Linked DNA regions of Homo sapiens: region 1 is linked to region 2. Evidence: chromatin contacts called from ENCODE Hi-C or POLR2A ChIA-PET data. All regions are on one chromosome and are shown on one strand. The core of a region is the stretch at or near the end of the contact, and the rest is flanking DNA. Distances in the headings are between cores, read along the strand shown. Region 1 has its middle 64 kb from the start of WDR26. Region 2 holds the start of SPATA17 (spermatogenesis associated 17).

Region 1 (6,726 bases), core at 1,446-3,945, 6.9 Mb after region 2:
GCTTAGAGGAGAGGATTTTACTGCTCCAAGGGGTCCTCCTGGAGGAAGTGATGCTGAGCTGAGATCCCAGGAGGAATGGGCATTCACCAGGGGAAGGGCATTTGCTATTGGAGAGAAGTGGCTGGAGGAGGGGGTCGGGGAGCAGCAGTCCATGTGCAAACTCTCTGGGCAAGAGGAGCGGGCTGAGTGTGGGCATCATGGCTCACTCCTATAATCCCATCACTTTGGGAGACTGAGGCAAGAGGAACCCTTGAGGCCAAGAGTTTGAGATCAGCCTGTGAACACAGTGAGACCCCATCTCTGCAAAACACAACAATGAAAAAGGCATCTGTGAGCTATCCGTGGGCAGAGAGAGCGCAACTAAGCAGTAAGATATGCTCTTTTCATGTGGAGTGAAACATAATCTGGGAAGTGAAAAATTATTCAAGATCTCATGTAGTGGCAGAGACTCAGCCCCTTGTCCTCCCAGCTGCACGAGTCTGTTGTCTCAGCCTCTCTGCCAGCCCAGCAGTTACTGAACAACTACATGTCGTTCTCAATACCCTAGAACTTCTGCTTCCTCAGGGCTGCTGCTTGCTGCCTCCTCTCTTGTGTCTCTTGGCTTATACCAACCACCATCCACTCGAGGAGGGTCTAATTGATCCATTCCTGCCTGAGGAGACTGTGGGGAGAACTTCCATGTCTGAGCACTTTCTGTGCTGCTGGCTGTCCCGTGGGCAGATGTCAACTCCAGTCCATTCAGCTCTGGCCCACCTAACTAGTGTTGCTGATGACACCCCTTCTGCTACCACCATCGCTCCTGCTGCTGCTGGGGCCTCCATGTTAGCCTGATACTAGGAGAGCAAGAAACTGAAGCCTCCTGATTTTCTCTTCCAGGTGGTATAGCAGTATGAGCACAGGCCAAGCAAGGCTGGCCTTGAGATGAGGAGGCCAGATGGTCCCTGAATCAGGGTGGTTTCAGCATGCCCAGGAAGGTGCTGCTGCTTCACAGACAGGTAGCGACTTATACTTAAGAAATTGTTTACAGTGAACAGGATGGGTCCCTTCCCTCAAAGAGCACTCCATGCAGTTGTGGAAACAGACTCAGTGTGACGGGTACAATACTACAGGTGGCATAGGATATCATGGTGGGAATACTGCAAATCCTTATTGAAAACAGGCATATTATAAATACCTTGTAATGAATGCAATACCATAGCTGATACTCATTTCTTTTAGACTTACCTATGTTTTCAGATATATAAAAACTCTAGGAATTCCCAAGGTAATTGAAAACATATGTCCACACAAAAACTTGTACAATAATGTTCATAGCAGCGTTATTCACAATAGCTGAAAGGGGGAAGCAACTCAAGTGTTCTTTGATGGATGAATGGATAAACAAAATGTGGTATATCCATACAATGGAATATTATGCAGCCATAAAAAGGAATGAAGTACTATTATATGCTACAACATGGATGACTCTTGAAAACATGCAGTGAAAGAAGCCAGTCACAAAAAAACTACATTTTATGATTCCATTAATATGAAATGTTCAAATAGGCAAATCTATAGAGACAGAAAGTAGAGGAGTGGTTGTCAGGGAGAGAGGCATAGGGAGGAATTGGGAGTGACTGCTAATAGGTACAAGATTTCTTCCTGGGGTGATGAAAATGTTCTAGAATTAGCTAGTGGTGATGTTTGCACAACATAGTGAATATACTAAAAACCACTGAACTGTATACTTTAACAAATGATAGATTTTATGTTTACTTTAAAAAATGATAGATTTTATGTTATGTGAATGATATGTTGATTTTTAAAGTCTAGGAATTAATCAATTATACTGTGATGGAATATGATATTTTAAGTCAGAAATTTACTTGTGGCATCATCTTCACTGTTCATCTGTAGAATCAGGAGAAGTGATGTTTCCTAGGTTGCTGTGAAGATTAGATAAGATAATGCATATGACAGACTTAGCTGCAAGAATATGGGTTGGGAACCCTTTGTTGTTATAGATGCATTTCTAAAGCAACTTTTTTTATGTGTTGCTGTTTGTTGGAGCCCTCCAGGAGGATCTTGGCACTGAGAGAAATCCCTAAACTAGAGTCATGGCTGAAGAGTGCTGAACACTTCCTGCACTGCTGGCTGTATGGTGGTCAGATGCTCCTGACTATGACCCTGCAGTGAAGCCCGGATCTGGGCAAAACTGAGAAGTAGTTGACACTTGCATCTCTTTCCTGACTGTCTTTTCTGGCCTGGTAGTCTTTTGGGTTATAATTCAGCATCTCTTCCATCTGCATGTCTCAAGTGATTAGTATTTTCCAAAGTGAGCTCATCACATTAATCATATTAGGGTATGAGCAGCCCTTTTAAGCTGTATTTGTATCTTACAGGAAGACCAGAAAAGCTCAGAAGGAGGAAGAATCTTCAGGCACTGTGCAAAGGGAGGGCAGGGAGAGGGGGAAGTTATTCTGCAGCAGCAGTGCCTTCCTGGGCATCCTGAAACCACCCTGATTCAGGGCCCATCTGGCCTCCTCATCTCAAGGCCAGTCTTGCTTGGCCTGTGCTCACTGCTGCCACTGCAATGCCATCTGGAAGAGAAAATCAGGACAATGGCTTCAGTTTCTTGCTCTCTTAGGATTAGGCTAACATGGAGGCCCCAGCAGCCCCAGCAAAAGCAGCAGTGATGGTGGTGGCGGTAGGGGTGTCATTAGCAACACTAATGAATCACTGCTGGGCCCGGTTCTCTTCTCTGACTCAGCTTGAAACTTCTTTCAGTTAACAGGAAGCCAGTAACCAGTAAAGTCAAAAGCTTATATGCAACTCTCTGGATTGGAAACCACTGGGGTGTTTTTTAAGCTTCTATTTCTAAAATAAGAAGGGAAACCAATGGACAGAAGCTTCCCTGTCTTCTTTGATGCAGATAAACTATGTTGGTAGAGGGTGATTGTGAGCTGGGGCCCTTGTTTCTTATGAAACTAAAAAATTCTACATGAGTTTACAAAAACAGGAAGCTGGCAGTGAAAGCTATTGGAATTATGTAAATGAAACAGTCAGTTTGGAATGCAGGTGGGAGTGTGCCTGTGGGAAAGAATGGAGAATGCATCAGAACACGGGCAGCCAGGTTACCATGCGCTGCTTCAGCACAGGGGAAGATGCGGGGGGCAAGGAACCTTCACTGCCCTGGCGTCATCAGCCCAGTGCTGCAACAGTGCAGCAGAAAGGGCAGCGGGGAAAGGCGACAGGAAGAGGAATCAAGACACTTACATTGCTCTAGGAGAGATTCGCATTTTTTTGTGGATCTGAGGATGGGAGCTCTGGGAGCTCTGGAGCCTCTTCCTGTCCGCAGGCACTGCAAAGCTTTAGCACACCAGTAGCTCCCCAGAGGGCTGGGAACCCATGCCAGGACTGGCACCCGCTCCGGGAAGGGGTGCTGGGAGTGCCATGATTTAGATCAGTGATTCACAAACTTTTGGTAGTGAAGACACTCCGTTAAAGCTTATTGTTTTGGGGTTGTATCCTACTCCCCGCCTTTTAAAAATGTTAGTTAAAAATTTAAATTAAAATGGACTTTGTTTTAAAATTAAAAATTTCCTGTTGTTTGAAGCTTCTATGACAACTGGGTAGCCTTCTGAGGTATTGTAATACAGTATTAGGATTTGGACTCTCTGCTGTATACACTAAGCTCTTAAGGGTGAAGGGCAGGCCATTGGTTCTGATAAGAAGAGAGGTTGCCATAGGTATCTCTGCTTTCTTACTCTTCCCCACTCCAGGCCATGTGGACATCTGGAGATATTTGATAAAATGTCCTTTACCAGCCGAGACTCATGACTAATCAATCGTTGTTTTTGTTGGTTTGCTTCTAATCCCTCTCCCTTCCAGTCTATCTTTCATCCTGCCATCAATTTCCTAAAACAGATTTGATGTGCCACCTCCCTCCTCAACAGTTTTCAATGGGATTTCCTACTGCCTGCATAAAGTCTAATGCCTTAGAATGGGGCAAGGAAAGCCTTTCATGATTTAACCCTCTAATACCTTTCTAGTTTCAATTTTTTATAACTCTCTATTTCGGGTCATTTTTTGAACATCAAGAAACTGAAAAGCATAGCTCAACTGCCTTATACAATACACGCCGTTATTTGCTTCTGGGACAAAAGAAGTCTAGAGTCAGCTGACTGGGCACTGTGGCTCACACCTGTAATCCCAGCACTTTGGGAGGCTGAGGCAGGAGGATCGCTTGAGGCCAGGAGTTCAAGACCAGCCTGGGCAACATAGCGACATCCTATCTCTACCAAAAAAAAAAAAAGAAAAAAGAAAAGAAAAAGAAATCTAGTGTCAGAGTGGGGCTTTGGGTAAGGCTCAACAATTCCCCAAGGATCTAATTCCTTTCTTTCTTTTTTCTTTTTTCTTTTTGAGACAGGATCTTACTGTGTCTCCTAGGCTGAAGTGTAGTGGCACAATCATGGCTCACTGTAGCCTTGACCTCCTGGGCTCAAGTGATCCTCCCACCTCAGCCTCCTTAGTAGCTGGGACTACAGGCCTGCACCATCAAGCCTGACTAATTAAAACAATTTTTTTTTTTTATAGAGATAGTGTCTCCTTATGTTGCTCAGACTGGTCTCTTGAACTCCTGGTCTCAAGTCATCCTCCCACCTCAGCCTCCCAAAGTGCTGTGATTACAAACTGAGCCACTGTGCCTGGCCACAATTTCTTCCTAATTCTCATGGTCCCAAAATGGTTGCCAGCAGCCTTCATCTCATGTCTCTAAAGAAAGAATGACTTGGCTGGTGCAACAGTTCATGCCTGTAATCCCAGCACTTTGGGAGGCCGAGGCAGGCAGATAGCTTGAACTCAGGAGTTGGAAACCAGCCTGGCCAACATGACGAAACTCTATCTCTACCAAAAATACAAAAACTTAGTCAGGCTTGGTGGCATGCATCTGTGGTCCCAGCTGCTTGGGAGGCTGAGGAGGGAGGATGGCTTGAACTCAGGGGGCGGAGGTTGCAGTGAGGCGAGATTGTGCCACTGCACTCCAACCTGCTGGGCGACAGAGTGAGACAAAAAAGCAAAGAAAAAAAAAAAAGAATGACTTTTCCCCAGCATTCATGACTGATCTTTAATCTGAGTAGACTTGTTTCTGACGTACATCTGCCCCTGCACCAACCCCAGTCGCCAGTGGGCTGGGATGTGCTGAGTGGCTACCTGCTGCACGATTTCCCTTGACCTCAAGACTCCCCACAATGCAGTGGATGCCTAAGTGGACAATGAGGCTGCTAGGATGGAAGAAGGGGGGCTGGAACCCGAGGAAGCAGCCGGCATCTGTGCATTCCACACACCCTGCACCATCACATCTCCATGCCTCCCCTTCTGCCACTTCCTGGAACCTACCATCTGCTTCCACTGATCAGAGCCCTGCTTATGCTTCAAAGCCTTGCTCGTGGGCCACCTCTGCTGCTGTGCCTCTTCTGTTCTGGAAACAGTAATCTTTTTTTTCATCTCTCTACTCTCTAAAGCATATCATGTTTCTATCTCATGTGCATTTACTAATTCTGCTTTGTTTTATGTCCACTTGTTTGTATATTTGACTCCTATATTGAACAGAAAGACACTTGAGGTAGGCGGAGTCATACTTTGTTCATTGTAGGGGTTTAAGAGTGTTGAATAAATGGTCATGGGCAATAATACTATCATTATTGAGAGCTTACTGGGTGAAAGGCACTTTGTAAAGAATTCTTCTCATAATTTTATTTAATCTCATTTAATCTTGACAACAGCACCATGAGGCAGATACTATTATTATTGTATCCAGTTTACAGATGAGGGTCCTGGAGCTTAGAGTGATATAAGCGAATTGCCCAAGGTCACATGCTCAGCAGACAGCAGCATAGGCTTGAACCTATATATATATATATATATATTTTTTTTTTTTAACCCCAGAGTTCATGTTCTTAATCATGATAATGTTTTATACAGAATTTTTTTTTTTTTTGGAGATGGAATCTCGCTCTGTCGCCCAGGCTGGAGTGCAGTGGCGCGATCTCGGCTCACTACAACCTCCGTCTCCCAGGTTCAAGCGATTTTCCTGTCTCAGCCTCTGGAGTAGCTGGGATTACAGGTGCGTGCCACCACGCCCAGCTAATTTTTTGTATTTTAGTAGAGACGGGGTTTTACTGTGTTGCCCAGGCTGGTCTCAAACTCCTGAGCTCAGGCAATCCACCTGCCTCGGCCTCCCAAAGTGCTAGGATTACAGGCGTGAGCCACTGCTTTATACAGAAATTTGTTTGTGACCAGCTACTTTCCTGGAAGAGGGGTCCCTGTTGGAGATGATTCTGTGGTGAGGAGGCTGGAGGAAGGTAGGGTGGAGGGGCAGAGGACCTGGAGGCTTCATGAGCAACTGGAGGGAGGTGCTGAAGAATGTGGGGAGGGCAGGTGAGCAGAGGATCCTCTGGGCCTTGTTCAGAATGGTTTGCCCAGAGGGGTCTTCCCTGAGGATACCACTTGTGGGCAGAACCCAGGAGTGCTGCAGATACGGCTCCCGGAGAGTGAAGCCCTGGTTTTCTTGGGGTCCTCAGAAACAGAGGGAATCAAGTCACTTTACTGGCCCAAGGGAATGGAAATTAGGGGCCGAAACAAACATCTACTGGGATAAAATAAGTGGTGTGAGTGAGATTGCAGCCAGAAATGATCTCTGTGAACGTAGCTGGTCAGCAGAAGTATCTCGTGATAGAGACTCCATGT
Region 2 (7,595 bases), core at 4,163-6,662:
CAAGATCACGCCACTGCACTCCAGTTTGGATGACAGAGAGACTCTGTCTCAAAAAAAAACCTTCCGGATAGAACTCAAGGATAACTGATTATAGCTATTAGGTATCTAATTAAGGAAGAGGAAAGTAAATATTGTTTATCACCTAGTACTGGGTAAAACTCTCATCTTTACTTCTCTAAAACATGGATTATCAGTTCTTCAAAGTTAAGTAATTTTGGGAATGCAGTGCTAAAAGTAAGTTACCTGGTGTTAAGTACATCTGCTTAATTGGCTTACAAAAATGTAAGGGAATAAATAATCATTAATGTATTAGTTTCTGTATAAATAAAAATTCAGTGTGTACAAAAACACTGTACTAACACACAGTACATAGTCAAGGACTATGCTGCTGAATGTTATAAACTACTCACAAACTTAACACAAAGATAGTCTTGTACTTATACGCCTCCATTATCATATTAGCTTTTATTTAAGATAGAAAATGTTGGTTGGTCCTAAAAGTATGCAGCAAACAGCTGAACCAAGCAGATTAAAAGTAATGCATAATAGTGTAGACTATGAAAATGAGTGACTAAACATGCAAATGGTGAGCCTTCAAGATGCCACATCAAGGCTAAATGACTAATGACTTTATGACTAATTTAACACCATACGATCCCTAAGAATTATCTTAAGATTTCTGCTGCTTATGGGAATTTATATATTTCCCTCCTCAATGGGAATATTATTCATCAAATAAGTCCTTATCTCAACCTAGGAATCTATTAAGAGACTATGTCTTCAATTTTCTCCTTTTATATATATGTGAGGGAGTGGGCAGGCATTATCTTAGGAAAATTATCAATAACCCTAACACTAAATGTCGACACTTATGCTAGTTTAGAAAATCCTTGACTCACCTATTTAAATTATTAATCAAAAGTAAATTTTTTCTCTCTTTTTGAAAAAGGTAGGGTGGGATAGGGAAGAATTATCTTATTCTGAAACATGTAAATGATTAATTACAACTTTACATTAATATTAGGCAATAAATAGGAAACACCATTCTCTAGGGAAAAAAAAAAGGCTGGGAGAAAACTACAGAGAACATGAGCTTAGAAATCAAGGCTATGAATTTGGTAGCTAATTCCAGTTATATTCATTAGCTATAGGACATTGGACAAATTACCTATCTTCTGATTCTGTTTATTCATCATAAAAATCTGCATAATTTCTACCTTGAAAAGATTTTTCTGAGGATGAGTGGGTACTTAATGTTCAAGGTAAGTTATTTCATGTTTCAACGACCTCTACCCACAAATAAGAGAAACTGGTCACCAAAAGATCCCAAATAATTCTGCTTTTAAGATATAACCATACTGGGAATCTTGAGGGTATTATAGTTAAAGGCCTTCAATCTTTCTGAGGTCATGAAGCACTCTGAATGTCGGGAAAAGGAAGGCTAGCAGACATATATAAATTGCTGCATACAATTTCAGTAAGTTCATGGACTCCTTGAAGACTCTATGGAGCTAAAAAAAAATTTTAAATCCCAAATTAAAAAAAATTAATGCTATGTATCTGACCTATTTCCACCTTAAAAATATACATATGTAAAGTTAAAAAGATTAAATAATCCTTCCCCGTTAAAACTGGAAAGGAAGCAAAAGCTCCACTAACTTGTATTCAATCACGGGTGCTCCTGGCAGCTTCTACTTTGTCACCTTTGTTACCATAGGAACTTTCAGGAAGTTTTCTTTCCTCTTTACCATGGTTTGCTCAAAATCAAACCGTGAATGGCTTTAAGAAAAAAAAAGTCTAACCCTAGTTTCCAAATTAGTGATTTAATAAGGCAAGCTCATTTATTATTAAATCTGAAGACCATGCTTCTGATTTTTTTGCTACTTCATTTAATGACTTCATGAGTCATTCAAACTTTTCCTTACATTCTAATTGCTTTCAAAATGTAAACTATTAAAAAGCTGCCTATAGGAAATAAAGTCAGTTTAAAACAAAACAAAAAATTTAGAATCTAATAAGTAATTCATTATAGCTCTTGTCAATATGCATATATTCAAATGCATTAGGCAAACAGTAAGTAGGAAATGAGTCTTATTTAATGTTTATATTAACATACAGTAACTGTTCAATAAAAATTTACTGAACATATAACCTGAATTCCTATAACAGGAATGAGAATGAAGACAACTGAATATTAATTAGAAGCATACTGCTTGACACATAACAGATTTTAAAAAATAATCTGCCAGATGAGCAAACCAATGAATGACTAAATGACTGAACAAAAAACAAAAGAAAAACATAATGACTAAAACTTTTAGACAATCCATATTCCAAATTTTCTGCTACATTAACAAGCCAGACACTCTAGGCTTTTAGCTAAGTAAATGTGAAGTTAAGGAAAAATTATCAAAGACAACGTAAAGGCTTCCAGCTTGACATAAATATGGATGCTAAGAAGCTATAACAAATTTAATGAATTACTTGAACAAAATCATACTGTTTATTGCTTTGATTCTTAATTGTTGAAACAAAAACCTGACTCAAACCTGCCAGTATGCAACTAAGTTCAAGACTAACAAACTCCAAAAAACAAGCAATTCAAAAAAATGCACACCATTTACTATGCAGTTTTCTGGATTTCAATAAAATCAAAATACCTAATAGGAATGAAAATGCAGAAACAAAAGTCCAGAGTCAATATAGTTTATTTTAATGGCTTTTTTTTAAGCAAAGCCACATAATAAAGTTAAAAAAAAAAAAAAAAGAATACCATAGTTGAATACAGAAATTATCCACATTTACCCATTTGGTGCCTAAAAATTGAAACAGCAACGTCCACACTGGAGAAGTTGAAAAAGTCAAGATGGGAGCTAAATAAGTCAGAAAATCCAGACTGGTTAACAAATTTGGGCATCTAACTGCTAGGTTACATATTCCTTGAGATATTATATCTCATTCAGACACATAGGCAACATATAAAAGTGGTTAAGAATTTTGGGGGGGTATACTGGAATCATCCTGCAAATATGATACTTAGGCCAGTTACTTAAACCATCTTTGCTTCTGTGTCACCTTATCTAAAATGCAAAGAATGATACACCTACCTCAAAAGATTTACATGAGATGACACATATTTGTAAAACCTGGCACCTAATTAACTGCTTAGTAGCAGTATTCCCAGTGGGACTGGAATTTATTACTGGGATCAAACATACTTATATAGTAAATATCTGTTCAATTAATGAAGAAGAAAATTCCATTAAGAAATCTGGAATTTTTACATTCCAGATAGTCATACAGATAGTCATACAGATAGACTAGAAAATAAAGATCCAGTTTTCTGGAACATATTCATTCTGACAGAACAGGAATGACTTTAGAATTTCATTCAAAAATACTAAGTGCTACCACTTTGTTATACTCTGGTGCCATAAGAAATGGTGAGTTGTATGACAAGCGAGCCTTTAAAGAGAATTGAAGGAGGTTTCTCTCAGTACCTAACCATGATTTTAAAGGTAAAAGAAGTTGAGAGAATCAATCACATTCTGATGTAGTCACCTACCCTACAAATCAATAGCACCCTAGGAAGAGCAGACCAATCTACATAGGACATTTTGTCTCCCTGACTTAACCAAGATAATGAACAGTGAAACATTAAGACAGGTATCCTTGAGAGGGAACTGTGGGGTGATGGACAAATCCATTATCTTGTTTTGTGTGGTGTTTACATAAGTATATGCAATTGCCAAAACTAATAAAATTAAGCCTGTAAAAATTGTGCATTTCATTCTATGCTAGTTATACCATTAAAAACTGGTTCATTTAAAAAATGCTCCCTACTTTTCTCACTGGAAAATGTAATAATTTACAAATAGTATAATCAAATCTATATTCACTATAAAATTAACTACAGGATGATCAGGTCCAACTAGAAATATTTTGGATAAGGTATTCTTTTAACTTTTCAGTGATAGGTGATGGAAAAGCAATTATCTGAGATCACAGACTACTAGAATTCCTCATGTTCTAATTTTTGCAGAATCTAGGAATGAACACGCACCATTTAGCCACATTTCTTTCACCTGTTGGTCAGAACTTTATGTTTGAGGATTTTCAATGGGAAATTGCTTGTTTGTGTCACTGGTTGTCTTATGTTATGTTTGGAGGAAAAGGGCTTGGGAGAAAAACAGGACAGATAATACAGAGTGTTCAACTAGAAATCCCCAAATCAGGATTCTAGCTCTAGGATTAAAATGTACAGGGCAACTTTGGACACGGTACTTGAATTTTCTGTGCTTGTGATATTCTGCTATCACAAGGCTGTCATAGGATAAAGTGTATTAATTTGTGGAAATACTTTGAAAAGTCAAAGCAATATATTATTCTAACATGATACCATAGACATAGTCAAGCCCCAAACTTAATCCTGACAGTTATAGGTTCTTGGAAAGCCCCCATACATATCTCACTTTAACTTGAATAGAATGTTCAAGAGGGTGGAAACAGGTAGGTTACCCTCTCTCTTTAAAAAAGGGGGTGAGAGGGTGATGTGTTTTCCACGATTGAACTTCCAGAACTCTAGATTTCTGGAATTTATCTTCCAAAAGACTTGGTATAATCTGGTAAATATTGAAAGAGGAGTGGGGAATAAGGCCCGGATTAAGATAAATTCTTCCTGTCCCTAGTGTTGTCAACAATCAATGAGGAGATGAATTGCTCCTGGAGTACAGGAAGCTTGACTTCTAAAATATTGTTAAACAAGCAATCAGAAAACATTTACTGTATTCTTTCACAAATCTTTGGCACACACCCAAGAGCTCCCTCAAACTGCGTGCATCCCAGGAATGAGTGAGAGCAAGGCCTAGATGTCTTCAGATCATCCATCACAGCTCCCTCCCGCCTCCATTCCAGGTCCAGCGGAGCGGCCTCGGGCAATCACACCCTTCCCTGACCTCCCCCTCCCCAGGGCCGCCAGCCTCACCAGCTGTTCCCGGCTGCTGGAGCTCCGATCGGTTGGCGCCCGGCGGCCCCGAACATTAACGACACCCGGGAGCCTGGCCTCGAAGCTCAGGCCCGTGAACAGACTCCAACTACAACAGCACCGGCGACTTCCAAAGAGCAGTTCAGCATTTTGAGATGAGCTTCCGGAAGCCGACAGGCGGCGGAAACCGGATGCCCGGAGCAACCATTAGTTCTCCGCGTTTACTGCTTTCCCCTTCCTATAATCCCCTCTTCCTACTCGCAGTAGAGACAGAGACAAATAAATTAAACTTTTGTGCTACACAGAAATTTCTTAATTCTCTTTTTAGTGCTCTTAAAGTCAAAGCAGCATGAGAGAAAAGAGGAGTGAACAAAAAGTCGAACCCCGGGAGTGAGCTATGGTTTAGCCCAGTTACCATGGAGACCGGTAGTAACACCAGTTGTAAACCCAAGGCCAAGAGACCATGGCCACGTTAGCCCGGCTGCAAGCTAGGTCGTCGACTGTAGGAAATCAGTACTACTTTAGGAACAGGTAAGTCAGGAAGAGAAGGATCGCGTAAAGGGCGGGCGTGACTTTATACCAGTTGTTCCTCAGCGGGAGTTTCCAATTAACGATTTAACGATTACCCTAATTCATTAAGTAGTACCCAATTCTTCCCTTAATGGGCTGCAAACATAATTGGGAGTTTCTGTTACCATACAACGAAATTCTAAATAGAGAGGGGCCGTAGATATTCAGTGTGAGATGATTTAAGGAAACTCCCAGCATAGATAAAATTGTAAAGTGCTTTTTTTCTTCGACATCACCACTCTGCAATTTGATGAAACCTATGTTCAATACCCTGACTGGGGGTCACCCTGACTCACTAGCCCAATGAACTCAGATTGTGTCCCATCTACCTAGGGATTTGAGCCTCCGTTATTTTACAAACATCACTAAACTCAATTGTTCTATGACTCATTCGCCTTTTTAAAATGAACGTATCTGCCGGGTGTGGTGGCTCACGCCTGTAATCCCAGCACTTTGGGAGGCCGAGGGGGGCGAATCACCTGAGGCCAGGAGTTCTAGACCAACCAGGACAACATGGTGAAACCCCGTCTCTATTAAAAATACAAAAACTAGCCGGGCATGGTGGCACATGCCTGTCATCCCAGCTAGTCCGGAGGCTGAGGCAGGAGAATCGCTTGAACCTGGGAGGCAGAGGTTGCAGTGACCCGACATTGTACCACTGCACTCCAGCCTGGGTGACAAATTAAGACCCTGTCTCAATAAATAAATAAATAAATATAAATAAAATAAAATAAAATGAAAGTGTCTAAACCATTCTGACACGGTAACTAGTACCAATATATTAATTAATAGATAACGGGTAAGAAAACCACTAGCAGTCTTCTTCATCTCCCTACAGCCAAACTTCTTGCCCAGGAAGAGTTTCATTTTAAAGAAGCATTGCCCCAGGAGTTTTTGTAACTTAAAAGAAACTGCAAAAAAGTGAATTAGACTATTATGGAATACAGTGACATGACAGACCAATGGAAAATATGTCAATGAGATAGGGTCTTGCTGAGCTGCTTTTATTCTAACGTTTATCTCACCTACTACATCATTATTTCACAACGTACCTCTCTTACAGCACTGATCACAATTCAATTTTACATTCTTTTATGAGATAATATCTATCTCCCCTCTTAAACTAGTAGCAGAGACAGTGTCTCTTATTTTGCTCACCATTATTTTTGTCTCCAACGTCTATGATAGCCCCATACAAATAATAGTAACACAATAATTGTTGAAGACTCACATTAATGAATTTTTCAATAAATCTGTAGCCCTGGTTTAAGTAAACATACTAACAATAGCTAAACATAGAAATTATCTATTTATTTAGAGTATGTGGCAGGTGCTGTATTTATGACATATATAAATGAAATAAGCCCCATCCATCATGATGTTCACATCCTTGTATGGAATATAGGCTTTTAAAAAATAATTACAATACTAGCTGGGCTCAGTGGCTCATGCCTGTAATCCCAGCACTTTGGGAGGCAGAGGCAGATGGATCACTTGAGGGCAGAAGTTCCAGACCAGACTGGCCAACATGGCAAAACCCTGTCTCTCCTAAAATTACAAAAATCAGCCAGGCATGGTGGTGCACGCCTGTAGTCCCAGCTACTCTGGAAGCTGAGGCAAGAGAATCAGTTGAACCCAGGAGGCAGAGGTTGTAGTGAGCCGAGATCGCAATACTGCACTCCAGCCTGGGCGACAGAGCAAGACTCTGTCTCAAATAAATAAATAAATAAATAAATAAATAAATAAATAATAACAACAATAGAGTAACATGGACAGAAAGGGAAACAACCAGTATTTTTTGAGGACTGATTATATATGAGGGATTGCACCAGGAACAACTACATATGATATTTCACTTGGTTATCACAATGTTATAAGTTAATGTAGAAATTATCTATTTATTAGATAATCTATATTTTTAGAGCTATAGAACAATGTTCTAGAAAAGCCTGATGAAGTGCCAAACAAACAATTAATTGGCCAGGCACAGTGGCTCAGGCCTGTAATCCCAGCACGTTGGGAGGCCAGGGCAGGCGGATGT

Evidence for each region. Hi-C counts contacts between places; a loop is a spot of excess contacts on that map. ChIA-PET counts read pairs that join two places held with the same protein, here RNA polymerase II (POLR2A). Pooled maps may share reads with other maps.
Region 1: a pooled map shows a loop between it and region 2 (8-fold over the local background). The contact joins the enhancer-like site here to the promoter of SPATA17 in region 2. A Hi-C loop is called at or near these places in 1 of 37 single-sample maps with no recorded cell type and 3 of 50 pooled maps. POLR2A ChIA-PET finds 5 or more read pairs at or near these places in 1 of 52 experiments (endothelial cell of umbilical vein).

Annotation. Positions count from the first base shown.
Region 1 is chr1:224,495,621-224,502,346 of GRCh38, forward strand. It overlaps a transcript of CNIH3 not described here. Among named protein-coding and RNA genes, the nearest start is that of WDR26, 64 kb to the left of the region's middle. RefSeq lists enhancers at 2,185-2,714, 2,440-2,639, 2,715-3,246, 4,622-5,122, 5,123-5,623. Within about 2 kb of position 2,696, at least 30 of the 41 ENCODE cell types and tissues checked have a DNase peak (open chromatin) inside an H3K27ac peak, as active enhancers do; they include endothelial cell of umbilical vein, where a contact is called at or near this core.
Region 2 is chr1:217,625,932-217,633,526 of GRCh38, forward strand. It overlaps SPATA17 (spermatogenesis associated 17), which reads left to right and starts at 5,413. Exons shown (of 11, transcript NM_138796.4): 1 at 5,413-5,515. The coding sequence starts at 5,448. GPATCH2 (G-patch domain containing 2) reads right to left here and starts at 5,159. Exons shown (of 10, transcript NM_018040.5): 1 at 4,985-5,159. The coding sequence starts at 5,040. RefSeq lists enhancers at 5,098-5,167, 5,198-5,437.